Regions from separate parts of the Homo sapiens genome. Here region 1 is linked to region 2. The links are chromatin loops, found by intact Hi-C in ENCODE. Cell type or tissue: pancreas. All regions are shown on one strand. Links, peaks and the distances in the headings refer to the core of each region. The heading gives the core; the rest is flanking DNA.

Region 1 (8,341 bases), core at 175-8,174, 230 kb before region 2:
GCCATCGCAAGTGTGGAGGCTGCAAAGGCCCTCGAGCTCTGGGAGCCCACGCTATTTATTGATGCTCAAACAGGTGGTGAGGATGTGGGGGTTGAAAGGAAACAGTGTATCAAGTGAATGAAAAACATGGCTGCTTGAGATAATGGGAGTGCTAGAAGCAAGGAGCCAACACGTCTAGCAGACATGCAAGCCCTGCCTCAGCTTCTCTCCCAACACTCAGCTTTTCTCCCAACATGGCCCCCATCTCTTTTTTGTAAAAACCACCACAGCTATCATTATTATTAGCATAAGGTGGCCTCTTTTTTAAATTAATTGAGCAACGCAATTGCAGGCTGTACAGCCCTTATTTGCCGGTTGGTGATCCAGCTTTATTTTTCTTAGCCCTTATTCAAAATGGAGTTGCTCTGGTTTGAATGCTTCCCACGTATCTCCCCTTTCCCTTTTACAAGAGGACCCTTAATCCTAGGGGTTGCAGAAGGATGAAGGTCCATCTTCTGTAACTTCTTCATGCTGAATAGGGGCGATCCTACCTATTAGGGTCTCTTGTATTCAGGGTAGAGAGGAGTTCAGTCAGAAAGCACTGGTCCGTTAAGCAACTATAGGTAAAACCTTGGCACTCCAGCAGTTTCTCAGCATGGCTCATACTGGGGGAACCCAGTCCATGGTTGGGATCCATGGGTCCTTCCAGTCTCCTGTTCCATGGTCGTACACATCTTGAGGGCACCTACATGTTTTGCTTATCTCCTGCAAAACCACAAGCCTACCCTCACTGCCACGTTAGTAAATCTACTGAAACAGAAGCAAAAACTTTTGTGGCTGCAGCCAGGAGGCATGCCATTGCTGAAGCATTTGTAACTCAGCTTCTGCCTCTTTGGTTAATTAGCATGGGGTAAAACTTACCATTGATAACAAGAAGCAGGCCCCTTCTAACAGAAGGCACAGAGAAAGCAAATCGAGGCTTAAAAGCAATCCTTCAGCCTTCAATTTGCACTGTACAGGTGGGTCCACTAGATGCTGTGGCTCATGATAGATCTTTAGATGTTTGGTGGGCACCCACACAGGTACCTGATTGTCACCTGGAGAGACACAAGCAAATCCTCTTCCCCATAAGATTATTTTCCTTTTTCCTAGCTCTTTGTATGTGCATCCCTCCACCATATATCTTGTCCAGCCTTTTTATTTTCCTTTTGCCCTGTCAAATGTTGTTCAGCTGCAGTCATGGGTTGATCTTTTTGTAAGTTAAAAAAATTTAATGTTAATAAAGTTAAATGCAATTGTATATGTGGTGTCTTATATTCCTGGTCCCCTCCCTTTTGCTTTTTGTATTTGAGTTTTTAAAGTACAATTAGCTCTTTCCACTATTGCTTGTCCTTGTGAGTTATGTGGAATACCCGTAGTATGGGCAATATTCCATTGTTGAAAAAATGTAGCCATGGCTTTATTGAAAGGGAGTAGAAGTTTGGATTTTATCGAGGGCTATAATTAACCCTGCTGCATTTACAGCCTTTTCTAACAGTTTGTAGCACAACATCAGTTCTTCCCTAGTTTCAGCTGCACACAGAATATCATCCATGGAATGGATGATACAACATTTTTTAAACTGTTCTCTAACTGGCTTAATAGCTTTCCCGACATAAGTTTGACAAATAGTCTGACTATTTAGCATGCCTTGTGGTAGTACTTTCCAATGGTATCTGTCTGCTGGTTCTTTATTATTTATGGCGGGAACAGTAAAAACAAATTTCTCATAATCTTGGGCAGCTAAAGGAATGGTAAAAAAGCAATCCTTTAGATCTATCACTATGAGAGGCCAGTATTTGGGGATCATTGTTGGGGAGGGCAGCCCTGGTTGCAGTGCGCCCATGGGTTGAATCACAGCATTAACAGCCCTTAAATCTGTTAACGTTTTCCATTTCCCTGATTTTTTCTTAATGACAAATACAGGAGAATTCCAAGGGGAGAAAGTAGGCTCTATATGTCCCTTTTGCAATTGTTCCTGTACCAGTTCTTTTAAAGCCTCCAGTTTTTCCTGTTTCAGCAGCCATTGCTCCACCCAAACTGGTTTGGCAGTTAGCCAGACAAGAGAAATGGGAGCCAGAGGCTCAACGATGGCCGCTTCTAAAAATGACACCCCAATCTGGTCCGATCTATTTGCCCTTTTAATTCTAAAGGTTCTGATTGGCCATTTTTATCTTTTCCTAGTCCTATTCCCAGGTGATATCCCATATTTTTCATCATTTGTCTACTACGATTACTATATTGATCCGTAGGAATAGGTATTTCAGCATCCCATTGTTACAATGAGTCTCTACCCCATAAATGGACAGGAATAGGTGTAATGATAGGCTGAATTGTCCCTTCCTGACCATCCAGCCCTTGACATGGTAAAATCAAAGAACTCTGAAGGCAGCTCCTACTCCAACAATACCAATGGATGCCTTTTGCTTAGGCCAGTGCCAGGGCCATTGATTTACAGCAATAATAGAGACATCAGCTCCAGTATCTTCTACTCCTTCAAAATCTTTTCCCTGAATAGTTACTGTGCAAATAGGTCTTTTGTCAGATACTTGATTAACCCAGTGCACGGCCCTTCATGCTGGATTAGTATTACCAAAGCCTCCTGTTCTTTTCACTGTGCTGCTTCCTAGTTTTATGTAAGGTAACAGCAACAACTGAGCAATTCTTTTTCTTGGGGAGGCAGATCAAGGAGTCGAGGAACTAATAACTAATTGAATCTCTCCAGTATAATCAGAGTCAATTATTCCTGTATGTACAGTAACATCTTTTAAATTTAGACCTTCCAAGTAATAGACTGACTGTTCCTGAGGGTAAGGGTCCCCTAGCTCCCATGGGGACCTTCTTTGGTGGCTCCCCAGGAAGTGTGAACTAAAAGATGAGTTACATACATGTTTACAAAACACAACTGGACATTTTCCATTGTTTTGGGATAAACCAAAATCAATTTTAAAGTTTCATTTGGAGATTTCAAAGCTGAAAATGCTTTCAGCAAATTCTTAGATCTTATGAAAGTACCTTAGATCTTAAGAAAGTATATATTGTTCATTGTTTATAAAATCATTTGCCTTTTTGATCTAAAAATTTTAATACTTGAATTTAATAGGTTTTTCTTCTGGAAAAGTTTTTGGCATTCAAGTACAATCAAAACTTTCAGAGTAGTCAGCTGCATCACACTGGAGTGATTGCTTTAATTTCTAAATCATCAGTTAGTGGAACCCAGGGATACTGATGGCCTTGATACATAATTTAGTCTTGTCATTATAGCGTGTGGAAATCAGGTCTTTGGGGGGGCATCTCTGACCCCATTTCTTTTTACCACAATGGTTCCTGCTACAATGTCATAGGCTGTTCGATTATGTTGAAGAAACAACAGTGTGATAAAAGCAGGGAAAAAAGAAGCAATCAAAAAATTCTTGATCAAAGCTCGTATAGTGGACGTTGTAATGCTAACATTTGAAAAAGGAATCACTAAAACACGACTTAGTGCAATAAGCACTAATGTATCACATGTCACAACTCGAAGCCCCACCAGGAGCTTCCCTGGGGTAGCTCCACCTGCTCCCCAAATGAAAATTATCTCATAAAAACAAACTAATAATCTGTATATAAGAGCCATAACCATCATTTTCAGCAAGTCTTCCGTTGATGTGTCCTCATCTATTTCTTCCATTATATAATGCATAGCAAACTTAGAGATATCCTTTATCCCACTGAGGTGCATAATGCTTAAGACAATGGTTGCTTTTACAAAGAAGATAATAAAGAAATCCACCATCCTTGCCACCCGTGGCCCAAGGATGGAATAACTTATTCTTTGCCTGCCGGTTGCCCGGTCTCACTCTGGCTTCGGGAAGGGGCTGCAGATCCTACCTTTGTCACTGGAGTGGCCCGGATTGACGCCTGCACATGAGGAACCCAGGGTCCCAGGCCCGTGACTGTAGCAGGGGTGCTGATGCCAGCAGCTGCCCCCGGGTCAAGCCCCCGCGGCCCTGGGGCTCAGGAAGTAGAAGGGGTTGTAATAGCCCAGCCGTGGGGATGGCGGCGCCGCGGCCTGGGGGACGGCAGTGCCTCCAAAGAGAAGCTCTGCCGGGACGGTTGGGGGCTACAGCAGTCGGGGAGTGTAGCCGGGCCACTGCGCCAGGTGAGGTAGCCGCAGCAGGACTGCCACAGTCACTCGTGCACTCGCCAGGAGCACCCAAGGGCGCTCAGCCGCGCCGGCCTCTCCCACGGCGCCGCAGCTTCCGACACTTCAAGCAGCCTACCTGCTCCTGCAGCCCCGCAAGGGAGCCCGAGGTCGCCTCCCGGCTCCTCCTGAGCCCGCGGGGTGGCTCCGACCCATCAGCGGCGGTGGCCTGGGGGCCGGCGCGGGGGCATGGGATGGCGGCAGGAGGGCCCCTCAGGGAAGGGACGGGCTCCTGGTCCCCTCCGCCCTCGTCATGCCCCAGAGGACAGCCTCGGACTTCCTTGGGCCCCTCTGCTATCATCGCCTCAGCAGCACCCTCCGTGGTACCCGTCACTGCTCTGTCTTTATACACCTTTTTAAAAAAAAATCTCTTCCAATTCACAATTGCTTCAAAGAGAATAAAATACTTAGGAATCCAACTTACAAGGGACGTGAAGGACCTCTTCAAGGAGAACTACAAACCACTGCTCAATGAAATAAAAGAGGATACAAACAAATGGAAGAACATTCCATGCTCATGAGTAGGAAGAATCGATATCATGAAAATGGCCATACTGCCCAAGGTAATTTATAGATTCAATGCCGTCCCCATCAAGCTACCAATGACTTTCTTCACAGAATTGGAAAAAACTACTTTAAAGTTCATATGGAACCAAAAAAGAGCCCGCATTGCCAAATCAATCCTAAGCCAAAAGAACAAAGCTGGAGGCATCACACTACCTGACTTCAAACTATACTACAAGGCTACAGTAACCAAAACAGCATGGTACTGGTACCAAAACAGAGATATAGACCAAGGGAACAGAACAGAGCCCTCAGAAATAATGCCGCATATCTACAACCATCTGATCTTTGACGAACCTGACAAAAACAAGAAATGGGGAAAGGATTCCCTATTTAATAAATGGTGCTGGGAAAACTGGTTAGCCATGTGTAGAAAGCTGAAACTGGATCCCTTCCTTACACTTTATACAAAAATTAATTCAAGATGGATTAAAGACTTAAATGTTAGACCTGAAACCATCAAAACCCTAGAAGAAAACCTAGGCAATACCGTTCAGGACATAGGCATGGGCAAGGACTTCATGTCTAAAACACCAAAAGCAATGGCAACAAAAGCCAAAATTGACAAATGGGATCTAATTAAACTAAAGAGCTTCTGCACAGCAAAAAAACTACCATCAGAGTGAACAGGCAACCTACAGAATGGGAGAAAATTTTTGCAATCTACTCATCTGACAAAGGGCTAATATCCAGAATCTACAATGAACTCAAACAAATTTACAAGAGAAAAAAAAAACCCATCAACAATTGGGTGAAAGGATATGAACAGACACTTCTCAAAAGAAGACATTTATGCAGCCAAAAGACACATGAAAAAATGCTCATCATCACTGGCCATCAGAGAAATGCAAATCAAAACCACAATGAGATACCATCTCACACCAGTTAGAATGGCAATCATTAAAAAGTCAGGAAACAACAGATGCTGGAGAGGACGTGGAGAAATAGGAACACTTTTACACTGTTGATGGGACTGTAAACTAGTTCAACCATGGTGGAAGTCAGTGTGGCGATTCCTCAGGGATCTAGAACTAGAAATACCATTTGACCTAGCCATCCCATTACTGGGTATATACCCAAAGGATTACAAATCATGCTGCTATAAAGACACATGCACAGGTATGTTTATTGCAGCACTATTCACAATAGCAAAGACTTGGAACCAAGCCAAATGTCCAACAATGATAGACTGGATTAAGAAAATGTGGCACATATACACCATGGAATACTATGCAGCCATAAAAAAGGATGAGTTCATGTCCTTTGTAGGGACATGGATGAAGCTAGAAACCATCATTCTCGGCAAACTATCACAAGGACAAAAAACCAAACACCGCATGTTCTCACTCATAGGTGGGAATTGAACAATGAGAACACATGGACACTGGAAGAGGAACATCACACACCGGGGCCTGTTGTGGGGTGGGGGGAGGGGGGAGGGATAGCATTAGGAGATATACCTAATGTTAAATGACAAGTTAATGGGTGCAGCACACCAGCATGGCACATGTATACATATGTAACAAACCTGCACATTGTGCACATGTACCCTAAAACTTAAAGTATAATTAAAAAAAAAAATCTCTTCCAATTCTCTCCCATTCATCCAACTCCATAGTCCCTGTTCCAGGAACCATGGGCAAAACTGCCTTACTGTACTAAAAAGTGATAACAAACTCTGAGTCCTAACTTTTACTCCCCCACTTCATAACAAATGCTTTAAAGAACTTAAGCAGAATGTCTGCTTTCACTTTGTCACATTGTTACCCTGGTTCTTCCAAGCACTCAGCTTTCCCACCGAGCTTCTTTTAGACATCTTCGGGTATCCTTTGATGATGCATCTTCTGCTTTCACATGCTCTGGCGTTCCTTCACCGGGGTCTTTGTGGCCCCACAATTTCCTCCCACAACACCATTACACAGAGTGGGTATTTGATAAATATTAGTTAAATGATTAAACAGATAAGAATGAAAATAAAGTTAGGGTTTTACAGGAATATAACAAGATTTTACATTCAGATGAGCACGCTCCCCTTCAAAGTAGCGACTTTGGCACATTACATTTTTCATTCCAGTGGTGCTGCTTTCATTTGAAAATATATTCCCTCTCCTATTTCTGCTTATTAAAATATTGCCCTTTCTTTAAGTAAAATTGTTTTTCTTAAATAAATTATTGACTTTCTTTCCCTCAATGAGCCAACAATAAATTTAACATGTCTTAACATTTTATTCATTTTTCAATATCCCAGGTAGTGTCCAATTTATCTTCTTTTCCTCTAACAAATATAAGAAGTTTATATAACAGGCACAGAGTAAAAATAAAAATTCAGATTCTATGCAAAGCTTGAGAGACTTTGGCTCAAAAAACCATCATATTTCCAGATGTATCACTAAAAGTAATTTTCATTTATTGGACACTGATGGTTGACATTAAGCTCTTGAAATATCATTAAAATATTTATGCTCTAACCAGTTTGCACAGTCAAATGACTTTTAAAAAATCATTTACAGCTAAGCTGCTGTTATGGAATTTATTATAAGAACTCAATTTTCTCTACCAGTTTTCCTACAAGGAAACGGTAATCCTGGCTACCAGTAGAGACCCCTTAGTTGCTTTGAGACATCAATCAGTTTTATGTCTCAAGGCAACTAAGGGGCGTAAGTGTCTTGTTTGTGTCACGGAGCACTTTTGCGTAAACACATAGACCATCCTACATGGGACTGACACTATAATTCTTCAGATAAATAAGCTTTTGTCCTAATGACCATCTGACAATAAAAATATTGGGGGCTAAGGAGAGGAAGTTAAGGGAGATGGGCAGATATATATAAGCTAAATAGGATATTGTAAAGAAAGTCTAAAAGTTTTATTACCTTCATTTTTTCTAGTTTCTATCACTCCACTTGAGAGCAAGCATAGTTTGAATTTTTCCCTGTGATCTTATTTCTGTACTCAGGGCCAGGAAAGGTGAAATGGGTAAGATTTTAAGACACTGCGTTTCCACCATCCCATCAACTTTTTCCCTTACCCCCATTGCTGATGCCTATAATTCCACCATCAGAGCAAGTTTCCTTAGTCAGATGGCAAAGAGGGTTTATTTTGAATTGAGTACTAATCTGAAATGTGGTAATGGCTGCCTGGAACACAATGCTAATAGGGATCATGATGCCAATTTGATGGATCAGTTAACCCACTTTTATTTTAATTTTAGGCATGTACAGATTGAGGTAGTTGGGACATCCAGATAAGATTACCCAGTGGGTAGTTGAATGTGCAGGTCCGAAGTCCAATAGAGACAATAGAGATAGACATTTTGAGACTTAAGTATAAAGTTGAACCTCTCACTACTCTCCACTTGTGTCCATAATAGACAGGGTGATCCACTCATGCACTTGTTTCTTCTGAGCTCAGCTTGTTTCTTTGTACACTGCTGCTCAAAGCCACCACCAACAGACAGTTGGAACCAGATATGAAAAACAATCTTCATTACAAGTTGTATTAGGTTGGTGCAAAAGTAACTGCAGTTTAGAATTACTCCATGTTTAGCACTCTGTGGGCTAGTACAACAGGATAGTA
Region 2 (8,341 bases), core at 50-8,049:
CAAAAGGATGTTCCTCCCTAGCATCCTGTTGGGAAGACTGCAATTTAAGCAGTTAAAAAGTTGAAGAACGTTCCCATTGTCTGCATCTTGTTCTTGAAGGCCTCATACTTTAAGGACTTTCAAAGTGGCTTTGCCCTGCACTTCCAGTAGGAGAGGTTCTCTTCGCAGGGGTGGCGGTGCAGGGCAGGCGCAGAAGACAGTGGCACATGGTGCCATGGGAGCAGCGTGCCTACAGGTCTTTCAGGATCCACTTCTCTAATAATGCACAGCTCCTAGGGCGTTTTATGCATAATAATAATGTTACTATTTTTGAGCACATGTTTACTATTGGCCAGAAACTGAAATAGGCAAGCATGTTTGGATGCCTCCCATTGAGAATGGAGATTTAGCTCCACATTTTGAGAAGTGGCTCAAAAATATTCCTATAAAAACAACTGGAGTTTTAAAGGTTCTATTCACACTTTTAAAAAATTATTTCCGTTGGGCCAGGAAAAAGCAGCTGATCTTTCTTTTTCTTCATCTTGAGCTCTAAAACATTTTGTTTGTTCCCTTCTGCTCTTGATGAGACCTTTACCTACCCGCAACTAATGAATCCCTCAGTCAGCAACTTATCTTTTCCCACCTGCAGAAAGTAAGCTTAGGAAAAAGACAACTAAGAAGAGAAAAAAAATCAACCACCCAGGGATATTCAGAGGTTTAATTATTGCCTGAAAAGCAACACCCTTTCACAGCATCTTTAAGACTGCTTTTCATAATTACTTACTGATTGAAACTGGGACTTACAACAGAGTAAACTCATTTCCATATTAATATTAAGTAATGATTAATGTGGCTCAGGACCCAATTCAGGATCTGAAAACATGGACTAAGTGGAAACTAAAGAAATTTAACCCATAGGGTATATTTGCTACTTGTCTCTCAAATGATTTTCTATTCAATAACTAACATTCAACAAACTTACATTTGTGCGGTGATAACTCACAAAGAGGGAATTCAAGCAGTTACCTCACGCCATCACAAACACATGACCTCCTCAGACCTGACATCCTACTGCCCATTTTTCTCTCTCTCCCTGTCCCTCCCGACTGGTTCTAATGCTTGTTTTGTACCTTCTCTATTTCTCTGTGTGTGTCTCTCTCTCTTTTTCTCTCTGTGTCTCAGTCTCTCCGTGTCTCTTTCTGTATCTCTTTATCTATCTTTGTCTCTCTTTTCCTGTTTGTCTCTCTCTGTGAGCCATTCTCTCTTCTCTGTCTTCTGGTAGTGTCTCTCTCATCACTGTCTCTTTCTGTGTATCTCTGTGTGTGTCTCTGTCTCTCTCCGTGCCTCCCTCTGTCTCTCTACATGGGTCTTTCTGTGTGTGTCTGTGTCTCCTGTCTCTCTTTCTCTCTCACTGTTCTTCTCTGAATGTGTCTCTTTCTCTCTCTGTCCCTCTCTCTGTCTGTGTGTGCATCTTTCTCTGTGTGTCTCTGTCTCCCATCTCTCTGTCTGTCTGCCTATGGTCTCTCTGTCTATCTGTCTCCTGTCTCTCTTGTCTCCTATCTCCCTCTGTCTCCCATCTCTTTCTCTGTCTCCTGTCTCCCACTTTCTGTCTCCTGCCTCTTTCTCTCTCTCCCTCCTTCCAACACCCTCCCTGGCTCACTCTCTCACCCCCTTGCATCACACCTGCACCCTCTCCCTTTCACTTACTTGAGATCTCTTGCTCCATCCTGTGCTCTCTCACATGGCCTAGTTCATGGTTTTGTTCTCACTCCCTGTCTCCAGCCCCAAAGAATCCAACAGCTTCAGCACCAAACATAAAGCAATAATTAACTAGATTAGCTAAGAGTAAATAATTTTTATTGTTTGATCTAAGTGCATACAAATTTCTAAGTATTCCTATGCTTAACCAAACTCCCATGTGGGGGAAAAAAACAGCTACACTCTTACTAATTTTCACTGTGAGAATTAAACGTCTTCAACTGTATTTATCTGAGAGCACAGTATCACAATGGATGGACTGCATACTACCCTTTTAAAAAAGTCCTTCCAACTTTTGCCTTTATTTTATTTTATTTTTTTATTTAAATATGGAGTTTTGCTCTTGTTTCTCAGGCTGGAGTGCAATGACGCAATCTCAGCTCACTGCAACCTCTGCCTCCCGGGTTCAAGCGATTCTCTCGCCTCAGCCTCCTGAGTAGCTGAGATTACAGGCACCTGCCACCATCCCCGGCTAATTTTTATATTTTTAGTAGAGACGAGGTTTCACCATGTTGGCCAGGCTGGTTACGAACTCCTGACCTCAGGTGATCCACCCACCTCGACCTCCCAAAGTGCTGGGATTGATTACAGGCGTGAGCCACCACTCCCGGCCACCTTTATTTTAATATATTAACTATGGTTTCCATGCCATAAGCTTGTAAAATCAAAATTCTTAAACATTAAAAATTCCATGACAAGCCAGAATAATGATACAACAATAATTTCTTATTGTTTTGATAGCAACTGTTGGAGTTGCTATTTCATACATGCCTCATCCTCCTTAAAATTCCTTTGATAAGAAGCAAAGCAATGCCAAGCATACAAAGCAGCCACAATATGGCAGGGATTTTGAGTAACAAGTCAGATCTATCTATTGACAAGGATGAGAAATGAAATTTGGGAATGCTAATGGTGCTTAGGTTCATATTTTCTATAACTATTTAGTTTTAAATATTTTTAAAGTAAAATCTATTTTTGTTTATTCTTCTTCACAGAGAAGAATCTGTCTAAGAGCTAATGAATGCTCTCAAGAATCCCAGTCTTACAGGAAATGCATAATTACTCTACTGCTCTAACAGGCACCACATCCAGAACCTAATCCCTAAGTGGTTAACCACAGGGCAGCAGTCTCCCGACGACCTGTTCATTTCCACCAGCCTGGGGTTCAGGAGGATTTTTCAGCCAATCCTTTAGATACTTGGTTTAGCAAATCTAATTATGATCTTTATGCACACAATGTTTTCCCCAAGATTATATCATGTCCCTGGCATTCCAGAAACTAAGTTACAAGGCTTTGTTCAATTTTTCAAATTTTTTCCAGAGTTCAATCATTCCTATGTCATTCACTCACATTTATTTAGTAAAATTGCATGCCGATAGTCGAATCCTTTCTTAAGCATTTAGAAAGGAAACAAAAGTTTTACTCTATAAACTATTTATTATGTCTATTCATTCATACATAGGGACCAAAAATAATTAAACCAGTACCAAAAATTAAGTAGATAATTATTTTCTTCTTTGCTGGAGAAACTCTTCTCATTTATTATACTATGCTTATTTATCCATTTCTTGTTCCACCACTTTCTATCCATTCCATAATATCAAAGTCATATTCTATTGGAATACATCAGGAACCAAAAAAGAAAAGTCAAGAAAACTCTTGTTCCATTATAATTATAAAGACAAAATTGATGTAAAGGAGTTTCAAAGTGTTAATAAGAATTACAGATGAAGAAGCGAATGCATCACCAAACTGGTAGAAGAGCTGGGAGTAAATGTGAGAAAATAATTTAAAGTAACCATCATAAATTGGAAAAAAAATCAGATTATTCAAAGATAAGAGCTGAATAAGCAAAATAAAATGCAGATTCTGAATATATGCAAGAAATGCAGAAGAAAATTCTAGGGGGAACAGAAAACCACAAATTGTTTCTAACGATCACAGGTAATGAAGACAATGTGATGCTGGAACATATATGTAGAAATAGGTAATAAAGAGACCCAGTTCTGTCCAGATAGTGAACAAGTACAGCTCAAAATCTCAAATCCAAAGGAAAATTCCTGAATTTGATGTTTAAAGAGATGGCCCATGGGCACTTAGAGAAACGTAAAAATCATCAGAAACCACCATGGATTGTCTCAGAATGATGGACAGTAGACTACTCTTACTTCCTTTTCGAATACTGTGCCCAGTCTTATTAATGGAAATACTTGCAGGACATCTGACAGTTTATTGTGGGGTCCCTTTAGACCAGGGCCTATTCCTGCCCTGGCTCCAGCACCAACAGGCCTTTCCTCCACATATGCATCTGGACCAATACAAACTACATCAAACATCTGCTTGAATCTTGGAGACTAGCCTCCACCACCAATGCGACACATCCCCACTCCTTTGATCGTTGCCAAAAATGTAAATTCCTACCTATGCATTCCCAAACGCTCTTCCTCATCCTTGTTCTCCCTGGCAACTGTCTTCCTCTGCTCCCTGCCCTCCAAACCTTTCCACTGTACCTTCTGACAGCCTTGTTCCAGGTCAAACAGCCCTTAAGCATCTATAGCTCTTCTCAGAATACTGTTTCCAACTTCTGACTTAAACTGAAATCTGACTGCCTGTTAGAGATATTGCCTATTCCCCTGCTGATGCCAACTATTCCCTCCTCCCAATCCAAGACATGTGGATTAGTCTGTCTGTGAGTGACAGAATCCCCAAGATAGCAATGGCTTTAGAAGATAAGACAATGTATTTCTCTCACACATAAAAATAAAAAATACCTTGAGGTGGGCTTCACAAACTCAGGAGGAACCCAGGTTACTGTTATCTTACTGGTCCACCATCCTGAGCAGGGCCCTCTGCCTCATGGTACAAGAAGGCTGTCACTTTACAAGAGAGCATAAACATATTGAAGTTAGCAAGAAGACAAAGGGCTTGTTTTTTCTCTCTTTAAGGAGGCTTTGTGTCAGGTGCATGTGCCACATCCACTTATACTCTATTAGACAGAATTTAGTCACATGGTCACACTAGTTGCAAGGTGGTCTGAGAAATGTAGTCTTGCTCTGGGTGGCCATGTGCTCAGCTAAAAATTATGCTTATATTTTTAAGGAAGAGCAGATATGGAAAGTCAACTCACAATCTCTGTCTCAGATGTGAATATGTTACTCCTTGGGCTACTTCCAGATTTTACGCCTGTCTTGTTTTATAAAGATCGCCTAGTCACTTCCACATACTCACTGATACCTGGCCTGTGGTCTTCATGACATCCCAAGTCTAAGGCAACTCTCACCACATTCACAGAGCCTACTCAGCACCCCTGCATAATAATTATTCTACATCCTCAATGCTGAGACTTCCACTTCCCCTCCAGCTCTTCCATCGTCTCCCCTATCCACACATTAAACCCTGTCTTCATCTTTGACATCTAAAATTCCCCCCCCATCACCACAATCACAACCACCAATCCCCATTTCCTATCTTTCCAGCTTTCTCACTCTCCGCCCTGACACATATTAAGACCTCTACTCCTCTGATAGCTACATTTCTCCCAGTCTATTAGGCTTGTACTCTCTCCCTCTCTCTTCCTCTCCTTCCTTCCCACACTCCCCACCCACCCTTCCACCCGCAGCCCAATCTGGACAACACAGTTGTTCACAAGAACTATCACCAGCAGCCCAGATTCCCATAGAATCACATCCCACCTTGCCAGAAAACCTCCATCTTAAATAAATTATATCTATAGCAGTAGTCCTCAAAACTGGCTTAAATTTGTCACATATCTTAAAATTATCCTTTTATGCCACTTTCTCTTCTACAAAGGCCTGTAACTTCTCTACATTTTATTTCAAAAAGTGGCACAGTATGTGATTCACAGGAGACATCTCATAAATGTTGATTGGTTTATGGGTGGAATGATGGATAAATAAGTTGATGACAAGAAGAATATAAACTGGACTGTAGTATACTTAGGTAGATTTGCAGATTTGTACCTACTTAAAAAAAAAAAGAATGCCAATCATGATGAATATAAACCCAAGGGAAGTAGTGAGAGGTATTGTTCATTACTTTGTCCTTGGATTTGTCCTACTCAGAAATATGAATGAGGACTTTGTTGGCATGGTTATTAAAAAATACCAAAGACCTGACACTAAGAGAGTAAAATAAATGTGGTATTCCAGAGCAAGATCTGAAGGCTCTCAATAGGCTAGAATAATGGTCCAAATCTTCACTCTTTATATATATAAATATATATGTATTCTATATAAATAATCTTTATATATAATCTCTTTCAATCTTTATACATAACCTTTTTATTTTATGTAATCTTTACACATAAATTTATATATATTAAAATAAAGACAAAAGTAAAGTCCTTCATTTCATTTAGGTCCTTTACTTAGATCCAAAACCCCGATTTCACAGAGGCAGCAACAAAATAGAATAAACAGAATTATACACATGAAAATATATCTGATAAGGTTTCATTTTATTGCAAAGTTCAGTGTAAATCAAGAGTTCCCCCAAAGCTAATGCTACTGCATTCTATCTTAATAGACATAAGACATCAAGAAGTGAGACCTACTTTAGTCTGTGTATAATCACACTTTGAACATTGTTTTTAATGCAGGGCACTCACGTATTTTCAGAATAATTTGAATGGACCAGAACAAATTCAAAAAAAAGTAACCACACAAAACTCATGGGAAAAGTGTGCATGTGAATCACTGTTGTAGCTCTTTCTATGCTTAACGAACAACATTGCCAAATGCTGTGGTTTTATACCCTTGTGATTTCAAAATGATCAATGCCTGTCACTTAGTAGAAATCTGTTAAATAATTAAGTGAATAAAGACAAATGCTTATTGCTCTTATATCAAGTTTTTAAAGATTTAAGACCCTTCTATTTGCTTAATGTAACCAATATCTTTGGGTCCTCTGCCTGAGTTATCACCCCTAGGAGTCTGAGGTTTTTTTTTAAGAAAAGTGGCATTCATTCAAAATAACTAAAAGATATTATATATCTCCATTTATGTAATTCTTATAAACAGAACTTTGGTAAGTCTGGTTTAACATGAACAATCCTGGAGGAACAGGCTAAGAGTATTGACAATATTAATAAAGATCATTCCCTAACATTCTATGAATACCTCTGACCTCTCTCTCCTGAGCCCAAAGAAAAGAATTCTAAAATGGAATGGAGTGATCCAGAAAAGCTGATTCAATTGTATTATTTAAGTGCACATTGATTTCATTCTGCCATGTAAGTCACCATGACCCTCTGTTCAGTTGAAAATTATATCGGAACCATTCTTGGAAAATCAGTCCACTTGCCAAAAAGGGAATATAATTGTATGTAAGTCTATATTATGTTCATGGTTAAGCTGGATTTATGCCCTTCAAAAGATGAATTCACATATTTCTGAAATACAAAGTCTTTCTTAAGGATATCACCTGCTATCATTAATTCAACATCTCGTGATGACACAAAATCCTCACTGCAGTAAAGTAATGGAAAGACACACAGAGAGAAATACAAAATTTACTGACCCTTCCAATACAGAAATCAATGCAGAGCCATAGATTTTGGGTTCCCAGAATAGGTTGTCTCCATCCCCATCACACACTCTTAGATGCATTTAATAGAGGAAGAACGTGAGGTAAGATCTGAGCACAGAGGGCCAAGATTTGTACCACAGCTGTGAAAAATAAACATTTGGCTGCAATAACAATGTTCCAAACACTCACCCACCCAGCCTCTGCACAATTAAGCAGTTTTGATTTTTAAATAGATTTACTTTGTTAATGCTTTTTTATTGAACCATTGAAATATTTTGAAATAAATACTTTAAAATGCCTTACAGCTACAGGATGAACAAGACTGCACAGCAACAATTAAAACCAACCAGTACACAGAAAACCAGGAATTGTTAATAGACAAAAGAAGCTGTCAGAAATTTACTTCCTCTATTTATTTAAAATGAATGCTTTCCTTAAATTTTCTACCATATCCATTGAAGCATAATATTTTCAAACAATAAATACACAGAGTATGAATTGATCATCCCTGAAAATATGTTAACATCAGATTTGAGTATTTTAACTATTTTACAGATTCTTTTGTCCATATTAAGCATAAAAAGGAATGGAAGAAAACATTACTAGATTAAAGAGCTTAGCTATGAGATAGAGTAGAGGGCTGGCAAATGCATGGAATGTATGTTACCAATCATCCCTCCAGAACCTGCAGACCCAGCTAATCCCAGCACTTCCCACTGCATCCAGAAGCAGCCTCCCCATCCTTAACCCAGCATGCCAACTGGCCCCTTCTAATGTGAAATCAAATAGGTTAGTCAACCCCAACTTTGACTCACCATAGATTTCTATACAACAGAAGATGAACTAATTTCCTGGAATGTTCATCCATGTTTGAAACACTCTTTCATGTTCCACCACATGTCAAATGACTCTTTCAATATTGAAAAATAACATTCACAGAAGTCTGAACTTGCACACAAATTCATCTATAGTACACTAGGCACTATACTACACACTTTACATGTATTCTATCTTTTCATCCTCATTACATTGGGTACTAATATTATCATCATTTTG

Evidence for each region. Peaks named below come from ENCODE experiments on the same cell type or tissue, not always from the same donor. Only the 100,000 strongest peaks of a DNase experiment are listed, where the experiment ranks them.
Region 1: a loop joins it to region 2, with 6 times the contacts of the local background. A loop is called at or near these places in 7 of 110 quality-filtered maps.

What each region holds. Positions count from the first base shown.
Region 1 is chr2:149,316,411-149,324,751 of GRCh38, reverse strand. It overlaps the pseudogene FAM8A3P. Among named protein-coding and RNA genes, the nearest start is that of MIR9899, 9.8 kb to the left of the region's middle. In pancreas, for the core only: no CTCF peak of the experiment used is centred there; a DNase peak (open chromatin) is centred at 4,251.
Region 2 is chr2:149,089,019-149,097,359 of GRCh38, reverse strand. The region is part of intron 1 of LYPD6B (LY6/PLAUR domain containing 6B); the gene reads right to left. Among named protein-coding and RNA genes, the nearest start is that of LYPD6B, 54 kb to the right of the region's middle. In pancreas, for the core only: no CTCF peak of the experiment used is centred there; no DNase peak of the experiment used is centred there.